Regions from separate parts of the Homo sapiens genome. Here region 1 is linked to region 2. Evidence: read pairs that join two places in POLR2A ChIA-PET (ENCODE). Cell type or tissue: MCF 10A. All regions are shown on one strand. Region 1 overlaps FOXP1 (forkhead box P1). Region 2 overlaps FOXP1 (forkhead box P1).

Region 1 (5,000 bases), 72 kb before region 2:
AGAAACTACAGGGGAAAGTGAATAAATATCATTTTCCTTGATTCTGACATCAGGATAAAAAAAATTAAACACATTAAAGGTGAATTTAGCTAGGCGATGTCATCCTCTACCCTCAGGTAAATGTATGCCCTGTTCGTAATTTCAGAAAAAAAGAATAAAGTTGCACATGGTTTCAATATTTTTTCTGTGCTAGAACAATCTAGTTATCTTTTTATTCAATAAGAACACCAAAATCGCTTGTGTTTCCTAAATAATCTTGAATTTATATAATTTGACATTTTTTTCAAAGAAGCATAAATTGTGTGAGGGCCATCTCCCCAGCGTAGGACAATAAATGGCAGGGCATCCTATTTTAGGATAACCACAATATGCAAACATCAGAACCCAGCCGACTCAGGACAGAGACACCTGCGTAGTGAATGGTTCACACTAGAAACAGAGGGGCCGCTGGTCTCAGGACCTCCTGACCAAAGAAAGGCTGGCTTGACTCTTCTTTCATCCAAGTGGGATGATGTCACCAAGCCACTGCCCAAACCTTCTCTCAGAATGGCTGACTTACTCTTAAAACCATCACCACCTACCATAATTCTCTTAAACAAAAACAGACCAGTGTTGGCCCTCCTATGATTAGCCTCCCAGCTGCCTCTGAACTGCTGATGGAGCACCTCCATGTGAAAAGCTCAGAAGGCAAGTCATAATTTGATCCCCTCTTGACGTGGCCTTGGTTTCCTATTTTATCATTTTAGGAGATGCTTCCTTTTGAAATTTTCAAACAACCCAGCCCAACTTTTTAAGACAGTCTGCAGTCACCCCGCAATTGGGATGCTGAACATCTTTTACTTTCAAGCACTGCGACATCTTAATGGTGTGATGTGGAACAGGAAACATTAACTCACCCGCTAGTTTCAGTCACACTTCACAGCTTTCTAACACAAGTCAAGGACAACACGTAAGGAAGTTAGAAGTCAAGGGGAGTGATAATGCAGGCACTTCAGAAGAGAGAAGCATGCAACAGCATCAGCATAAACACGAACTTCTCAACCAACAACCCTCCCCCTTTTCACTCCTATTAGAAAAACTACATACAATCCAAAATGTTCTAGTGCTCCTTAAACCTAAATGCACGTGAATCACCTGGCCATCTTGGCAAAAGACTGATTCAGTCGGTCTGGGGTGGGGCCTGAGACCCTGCATTTCTAATAAGAACTCAGGTGATGCCGCGGCTGCTCGTTTGAGGACCACACTTTGAGCAGTGAGGGCATGGGGTCCCTCCCCCACGTCCTCACCTCTCTTCTCACCCTTCCAGTGAGGTCAGGAGAGCCCACAACTGAAAACAGGTTTCCACCTGAACAAGGCTGAAAACTTGTTTCAAATGAATCTGAAGTGTGGGGAAATAATCGAAAAGAAAGCCAAAAAGAATAATCGCCCAAGCTGCAACAAGTCCTTCCAATTAAACAGAGAAGGAACTCACTGGTAGTGCTGTACAGCTCCCACACTTCAGAGAAGGATCTAGGGGACAAACTTAACCAATGGAAGAAAAAAAGGGGTGAATGCCCTCTCTCTTGGCTGTGTAAGCCTTGAAATTCTTTCATCTCAGTAAGAGTTACCTACCATTTCTGGGTACACACACACACAAGCGCGCACACACACACACACTCACACACCCCTTCTTTCATATGGAGAAAACACAAACCAAAACTCCAATACAAACCCCCATGTGTAAGCTAAGACAAGTCAAGATTTCCTTGGAGAAAACTAAAACTCATTCAGGAGCCAGGAAAGAGCTGCCTGAAGCCCAACACCCAGCCCAATATCTGAGGCCTCCAACTCTCCAGCTGCTACAGGCAACCCAGTAAGATGCCAATGTCTCTGGTTCAACAGGTTTAGAACACCTCCAAGTCCCCAGAGACAATTTCACATCTTCAAAGCTCTCACTGAGGGTGAATTTATGAATCCACACAGCACCTACAAGTTCTTCCTTCCCTAGGTGCTATTAAGCCCATTTCACAGATGAGGAAGCAGAGAGAGACATAAGAATTGTGGCAACTTGCCAAGCGCATCGCAGAGCAAGACCAAGCGTGCATCCAAAGTGAGAAGGCTCCAGGCTCCCACTCCCAAGACCAACCCAGCCACTCAGAACATCCTAGTCACAGGCCCTGAAGCGGTGTTCCTTTGGCAAAGACAGAGGTTCACCTTGGACTTCTGCCAAGGAAAAACACATTAGTCCTAAAGGCGTGTCCTCTGTCTCCCCTCGCAAACTGCTCAACTTTATAGGATATCCGGGATTAGACCAGCTTCTCCTCACACAAAGAGCATCCCCCTGCTGGCTGGCATGCTCAGACATGGTTCTACCAGGGGTACAAAGCAGACCTGACAAAGAATCATAGGCCATAGAACCAGAATTAGAGAGGTAGCTGGCCATGGGGCCAACACAGGGGCCTCCCAGGCTGGCCTGTGTGGATTTCTCAGTCACGTTATCTGCATCCCAGGCACACTGTATCTCCCACCTCACTGAGCCCTTCAGCAACCCTGGCAGGGAAGTGCTATTATGCTCCCCCGCCGCCCCGCCCATTCTATGTGTGATCTAGCTGAGCCTGAGACATCTTCAGTTGTATTTAATCAGCTTGTCTTAGGTCACATGATTTCATGAATGGCCCTAAATATACCCGCAAGTCCATAAAGATGCACCAGCAGAAATATATTTCTATTTTTATTTCTTACTTATTTTATGTACATATTTATTTTTTAGAGACAAGGTCTCCTTATGCTGCCCAGGTTTATCTGGAATTCTTGGCTTCAAGTGGTCTTCCCGCCTCAGCCTCCCAAGTCGCTGGATTATAGGCCCAAGCTGTCAGGCCTGGCTTAGAAACATTTCTAATGCTAACATTTCTGCCAGAATGCCAACCTTTTTCAATAAGTAACAAAGAACTGCGCTGAAGGATGGTCCTTTAACCATAGTCTCACCAGCAGCAAGAAGGAAGGGACAATGATTTTGGCGACCAGGCAAACAGAGGCATCACCTCCTCTGCAGTCAAACAGGGAAGATCATAAATCCCAATTTGGGCTTTCAAGTCATAATTAGGATAATGTCCATCTTTTGCAAGCTCTGGCGATGTTGCAAGCACTGGGTAGGGCGCCTTCCCTATCTCATTTGTAATCCCCACCATAACCTTGCAATGTTACCAATGAGGAAACAAGTGCTTTGCCCAGTGCCCACAGCCAGGTAAAGAGGATTCCATGTCTGGTTCTCCTGACTCTAAATTTGTGATATTTCCACCACACCACACCATGGAAATTAGGTGGTTCTGTAAGAACACTGGGGACCACCATGCCTAAGAATCATAAAATGCAGCTAACTTCCAGAGGTGTATTAATCAAACCCAAAACTGTCAGAAGGTTTTTAAAAACCCACAAAAATCCGCACTCCAATTTTGCCACTAATTTCCAAGCCATCATAGGAAAACCACCAAAACAAGGTTGGTGTCACTGCCGAGCTGAAGAAGTGGTCCTCAGAATTCATCCAGCAACTGCTGCCTATGCTGGGCTGGCTTCTGTCAGCAAAAGTGGAGGACACAGCCCTGGCCTTCAAGAATCCAATGTTCCCATTGGAGAAGCCAAACACTTTCATGAAACAACGTCCAGCCTGGGGTGGGAGGAAGTCACAAGCCAACTGTAAGAGGTAAGGAGTGATCAAGAACAGGGAAAGCTTTTTCTAGGAAGAGGGAAATGTGTATGGCAGTTGCCATACTCTCAGTGTTTACTCAGAAAAAGAAAAAAAGCACTATCTTGAATTTGTATTCATATACTGGAAATCTACTAACTTGCAAGTGTCAGACAATAATCTACAAGGTGTCTTCATTTTCCTGTTTTTTTTTGTTTCGTTTTGTTTTGTTTTGTTTTGTATGAGACAGGGTCTCACTGTGCTGCCCAGGCTGGAGTGCAGTGGCACAATCTCGGCTCACTGTAGCATTCACCTCCCAGGTTCAAGCAATTCTCCTGTCTCAGCCTCCTGCGTAGCTGGGATTACAGGCATGTGCCACCACACCCGGCTAATTATTTGTTGTTGTTGTATTTTTAGTAGAGACAGGATTTTACTATGTTGGCCCAGCTGGTCTCGAACTCCTGACCTCAAGTGATCCACCCGCCTTGGCCTCCCAAAGTGCTGGAATTACAGGTGTGAGCCACCACACCCAGCCATTTTACTGTTCTTAATACAGACTCTGGTTTCCAAATCCATTCCAAGGGGCCACTGCAGTGTGGAGGGTGGGGAGGGGAGACCAACTTCTCAGAGCTGGAACTCCCTCAACTTCCTGGTGTATAACCGTCTCCTCAGCTCCTGGCAGAGTCCCTGGCAAAATAAATGCTTAATAAGTATCTGCTGAATGAAAAAAACAAGGAGAAGCTTTGAACTCATGCCCTTACTCAACCATAATAACTCAACTTTTGTTTATTTTAAAGGTGGGGGGGCTCTGAGTAAGATTTCATTTGGTCAAGGCAATCAAACCACTTAAAAAAAAAAAAGAACTGAAAAAGACATGAGATTTATGAGTATCTATGAATACCTCAACATTTGCCCTCATTTCTTTCTCTACCATGACATTCATCCAACATGAAGGGCCATTAAATTGAGCTTATTCAAACTCTTGCAAATTTCCAGGATCCCAACCATGTACACTCACCCACGTATAGCTGAACCACATCAATCAATAGTGTGGCCTGTTTAAGACCACAGTCTGCAGGCCAGCTGGGTTTGACTAACATGCTGGCTCATCCAGGTCTCTGCCCAGGACTGAAAATACCCTAGCATCAGCTCAATGCATGAGCCTCTCATCATGCCAGCTCTGATCCTATGAGATGTTGAAAGAGGATATTAACTTGATGGTGATACCTCTTGACCTAAGAGCTAGAAAACAGGGCACTCTGGAAATGCAGGTAGGTCTGAGGATTGAAAAGATCCTATGAACATTGAAAGAATCAGGCAAAGGAGTCAGGGGAGGGAA
Region 2 (5,000 bases):
TGTTAAATATGAACCGGAAATACTGTTTTGAAAGATACATTTACTAATCACTTCAACACGTACACTGTAAAGTTGTTATTTATTATGGGCTTTGTACCAAATATTTTAAATATTTTAGCATATGAAAATACCACTTCCCATTATCAAGTCTTCAGGTAACAATAAACTGTTTTAACTAAAATATTACACAGATAAATGTACCATTCCCTATTAAGTTATGATCTTTTTCGAAGAACAAAAAAAGTAAAAAATTTAAATAATTTTAAATTATTTTAGAAATACTAGTACTAATAACGAACATTAAAACTAGTAGGAAAGGTAATCATCATTTTTTTCTCCAAAATAATTCTATTTTATTCTAAAAATGATTATGGATTACATAAGGAGCAATACTCATGGAGATGTTTCCATCAAGAAAGCACATACGGTGCGATGGTCAGGGCTCAAAAGCTGAGAAGCCTGAGTTCTGGACCCGGTATGGTCTTCAGTCACTAGTGTGGCCCCAGGAGAGCCATTTATCATCTCGATTCCAGTCTCTTCACCTGTAGGGTCAGGGCATTAACCGATGCTCTTCAAGTTCCTTCTACCTCTAAGCTTCTGTCTTTTTGAAAGAAGCATATTTCTTCTAAATACTTTAAACTAATTAACTTCTCCTTTAAGCTTCCTGATTAAAAAGAGATTTTTGGTTTTTGTTTTGTTTTTACCATGATTCACTCTCATGCTGACCTGCCATCAACACTGAAGATGTGCTGTGACCAGAGAGTTTTTCAAGCGCTTAGAATGCTAAGCCTGGCACCAGTACCTAACCCTATTGAGCCAGCATCCCGGCGGCTGGCAGCATCCCCTGGGTGCCCAGGAAAGGCTTCCATTCCTCTCCAATGAGCATAGCTCCATGTCCTGCAGAAATCTGTCCAGATGTATTCTAGATTGATGCTTCTCAAACTTCTGTGCATAAGCATCTTTTGGAGAGCATTTCAAAATACAGATTCCTGGGACCCATCCCCGAAGACTCTGATTCACTAGATCTGGAGTGGGCCTGAGATTCTGCATTTCTAGAAAACTACCAGGAGATGCTGATACTACCAATCATGGACCACACTTCGAGTCAAATGGCAAAGTCCTATTCTCCAAGCCTCCAAGCAGCTTTGAGATCCAAGAAGTACTTCCAAGGCTCAGACATGCTCCCTAAAGCCATGAAGTCTATGTCACATAGAAAAAAAAAAAAAGAAAAGAAAAAAGAAAAAGAAAAGAAATGAAGAAATGGGCTGAAGTTGTTTACCATCTTTAGGATAAAATTTGAATTTCTTTCCATGGCCTGAGGGCCCTACATAATCTGGCCACTTTCTACTTCTCTGACGCTGCCTTAACTACCAACCCAATCCCAAACTATAATCAATGTAGATACAGTGGTCCTCCTTTTGTTTCAAGCAAGGCAAGTGTCTTCCCATCTCAGGGCTGGTGCACTTGCTATCTCAGCTTCCCAAGATGCCATGAGCCCATTCTTTACACAACTGGTCCCTTCTCAGTACTGGGACTTAGGGACAAAGGCCACTTCAAAAAGCTTGTCCTGCCCACCTACTTAAGTTAGGTTCCAAGTTAGTCTCAATTATATCATCCTATGTGCTTACTTCAGAGCTTTCGCCCTGATCTATTTGCTCATTTGTCTTCCCCACTAGAATATAAGCTCAATTAGATAAAAGAACTATTTCTTTTCATCGCAATGCTCCAAAATTTCAGAAAAATGCCCAGCTCATAGCAAGTACTCAATATGTATCTTTTGAGTGAATAAATGAATCAACAACTGAAAGAAGTAACTTTTCGGTACTCTCTAAAAATATAATTGCCATTTGTTGAAAACTCATTATGTACTGGGTATTGTTTTAAGTCTTTTATAATCATTATTTCATTCTATTCTTACAACAAAGTTCTTAGCAGATATTATTATTTTAAACTCAATATGTGGATAAGAAAACTGAGGCACAGGGAGTTTTAGCAGCCTGACTCAACTCTATAAAGCTTGTGCCCATGGGAACTCTATATTTTCCAGCCAATACCCTAATATAAAAGTCCTGAGTTTTTGTGATATACCCTTCTGACTCAGGCTTGCTCAAGTGAATTTTGGCACTACCTGACCATGCTGGTACTAACAATCATGGGCCACATTTTGTAACAGGCAGGTAATGCAAATGAGCGAGGAAGGCCAGGTGTAAGGTAACAGGGAGAGGGAAGGAATGTGGCAAGCTGAGAAATCCTCACTTTATCAGCTTCAAGGGGGAAGCCATTGTACTTCCCCCTCCAATTACTGCCACATGGGCACATACCCTCAAGAACCTCAAGAGCTTTCAATTCTACAAATAAAGGCAGTAATCTAGATTTCTATTTAGTAAAATTCCAGAATTTTTCAAAGATGGCAGCTAACTTTTTAAATAAGTTATATTTAAACAAAACAAACATGTTGCAATCCCTGTAGCAAAGGATGGATGAGGTCATGCACTGTCTCCAGTTTTATGATTCCAGAGTGATTCAGAAGCACAGAGAAGCAGTACGGGTGACACAGAAAAGCACAGTAGGTGTCTGGGCAGATAAGAGCTTTCTAGAAGAATTCATTATCTTGAGGTTTTGGGAGGAATTGGAAGATTGGGTGGAAAACGCATTTCACAGGTCAGAATATCATACTCGAAGGCTTGGGGGTGAGGAGTAGGCAAGTCAACAGCAAAGATCAGCCATGAGGAGAGGGCTGGTGGAGGTTTCCTGTGGGAGTTTCGTTTTCATTCGGACTGGAGTGAGTAGCAGCTTTCTAGCTAAGACATAAATCGGTTAAACAATACTCTATGTGGCCGGCCACAGTGGCTCACGCCTGTAATCCCAGCACTTTGGGAGGCCGAGGCGGGCGGATCACGAGGTCAGGAGATCAAGACCACACTGGCCAACATGGTGAAAATCCCTCTCTACTAAAAATACAAAAATTAGCTGGGTATGGTGACGCCAGCTACTAGGGAGGCTGAGGCAGAAGAATCGCTTGATCCAGGGAGTCGGAAGTTGCAGTGAGCTGAGATTGCGCCAATGCACTCCAGCCTGGCGACAGAGCAAGACTCTGTCTAAAAAAACAAAAGAAACAAACAACAACAACAAAAAGACAAAAAAAAACAATGCTCTATGTGTATGGTCATTAGTGCTGTCTTATTTGACTTCTAATATTTTAAAGTAACCAGGCATATCTAAAAATAAAGGGTGAATCACCACTGTGGTGTGTGGAAGTGTGTGTGTGTGTGTGTGTGTGTTGTTAAGAATTCAACAGTCACAGGACTGAATTCCATCTTCATGGAACCCCATAGCTAACTAAAATACTTAACTGTTCTGAACTCTAGACATAAAAAAATACAGCAACTGAAATTTTTAAAAATACCAGAAGATAGATACCCAAATAAATTATCCTTTCCACAGTACAGAGGCAAAAACAAAAAAGAAAAGAAAAAAATGACAGAAACCCCCACCCGCCTACGTAGAATTGTATAACTAGAAAAACTATCTCTTAAAGCTGAGGGTGAAATAGAAGCTTTTTCAAACAAACAGAAGTTTATCACCTCTCTATAAGGACATTCTAAAAGACTTACTTCAGACCAAAAAGAAACAATTTCCAGGAGAAAGTTTTTTGATTTAAGAAGGTAGGGAACAGCCAACTTGTGAAGTAGAGTAAGTGAAAAGTAAATGCACTAACAAACAATGTGCAAGTCTCAAACATTTTTTTAAAATGTAGCAGTACCCCCACTTGCTTTCTACCCCAGCTCACGGTATTTACACTGTAGCAATATCAATCACCAAGGCCATGGACTGCAAATGTGAGTGTGCAGGGAGGCACCAGCTTGAAGCCCAAGTTCCCACCCTCCATAGTCCAGAGATTCTTAAACAAGTTCCAGGAATCTGCTGTTCTACCCAACAGATACCCCAGGTAACTCTGATAAAGATCTGAAGAACACTGCATTGCTCTCTGACTACTTTAGGGGAAGGAATTATTCAGTGAACCCCCAGGGGCTCATCCCTGGGAGGCTCCAGCTGAGAACACTATCAAACCTTTGTTCTTTTCCACTTCACTACAGCCCCAGAAGTACCTTGGCCCAGGAGGTCAGCAGTAACCCTGCCTCAACCCTGCTAATCAAGAGCTGCAATAAATTAAAAGCCCATTGAAATATTTTAGAGAAAAGCCGAGAAGTGCTGAAACATTAATTGTGCCATATTCAATCTGTTTTCCTAGAGATTTGAAAAGCCAGATTACCATCTTGGGGGTCATTAGAAAGAATGAAGCTTTCTCCCTTTTCAATTTACATATTTAAAAATGCATGCGTTCTGGCAGTGGCTACTAAGTCCTTTCCAACGCTTTCCAAGTCCTGTGGCTACTCCAAATGCCACAGTCTAGCCATGGAGAGAGAAGCGTGGAATGCCACCGGGGCCTGCCTTGTTTCTGTAAAGCAAAGGAACCCAAATCCCAGGGCCTGTGGTTGCAAAACAGCTCCAGAAAAACAGGTAGAGGCAGAAACAAAACAACAAGTGATGTTTTCTTGTTTTGTTCTCCCCTGTTTATTTTTCCCTGAAGCAATCCCTGCTCAGTACAAAAGTCTGCAGGGAGCTAGAAAGAGCAGCTGTGGTTCCCTGAGGCCGGGACCTAGCAATCAAGTTGTTTACCAAACACTGCCAGGCACCAGGAAAACAACAACAGCACAGACAGCATTTGCATCTATTTTTCAACCTCCAAAAGTCTGCCCTGGAACTTGCCTGCACAGCTGAGAGAAGAGCTTAAAAATTAAAGGAATGAACTGCACTGGGTATTGGCCTCCATGGCCTAAATGTAATCAAGTATTCCATTTCTATTGAAGAATGTCTATCCTAAAAAAAGAGGATTGAGGAACTGCAGAATTTCAAGCAGTGGATTGATAACAGACAACATGCTCATCACGGGCATTTCTGAGCATGCCAACAAAGGCCCTCTCAGCAAACTGACATCA

The links. ChIA-PET counts read pairs that join two places held together with the same protein. Peaks named below come from ENCODE experiments on the same cell type or tissue, not always from the same donor. Only the 100,000 strongest peaks of a DNase experiment are listed, where the experiment ranks them.
Region 1: POLR2A ChIA-PET joins it to region 2 with 27 read pairs; 12 of 35 experiments call an interaction of 5 or more read pairs at or near these places.

The regions. Positions count from the first base shown.
Region 1 is chr3:71,421,230-71,426,229 of GRCh38, forward strand. The region is part of intron 3 of FOXP1 (forkhead box P1); the gene reads right to left. Among named protein-coding and RNA genes, the nearest start is that of MIR1284, 120 kb to the right of the region's middle. RefSeq lists an enhancer at 771-820. In MCF 10A, no CTCF peak of the experiment used is centred here; a DNase peak (open chromatin) is centred at 2,192.
Region 2 is chr3:71,493,705-71,498,704 of GRCh38, forward strand. All of the region lies in intron 2 of FOXP1 (forkhead box P1), which reads right to left. Among named protein-coding and RNA genes, the nearest start is that of MIR1284, 46 kb to the right of the region's middle. RefSeq lists an enhancer at 3,745-4,683. In MCF 10A, no CTCF peak of the experiment used is centred here; DNase peaks (open chromatin) are centred at 2,167 and 2,517.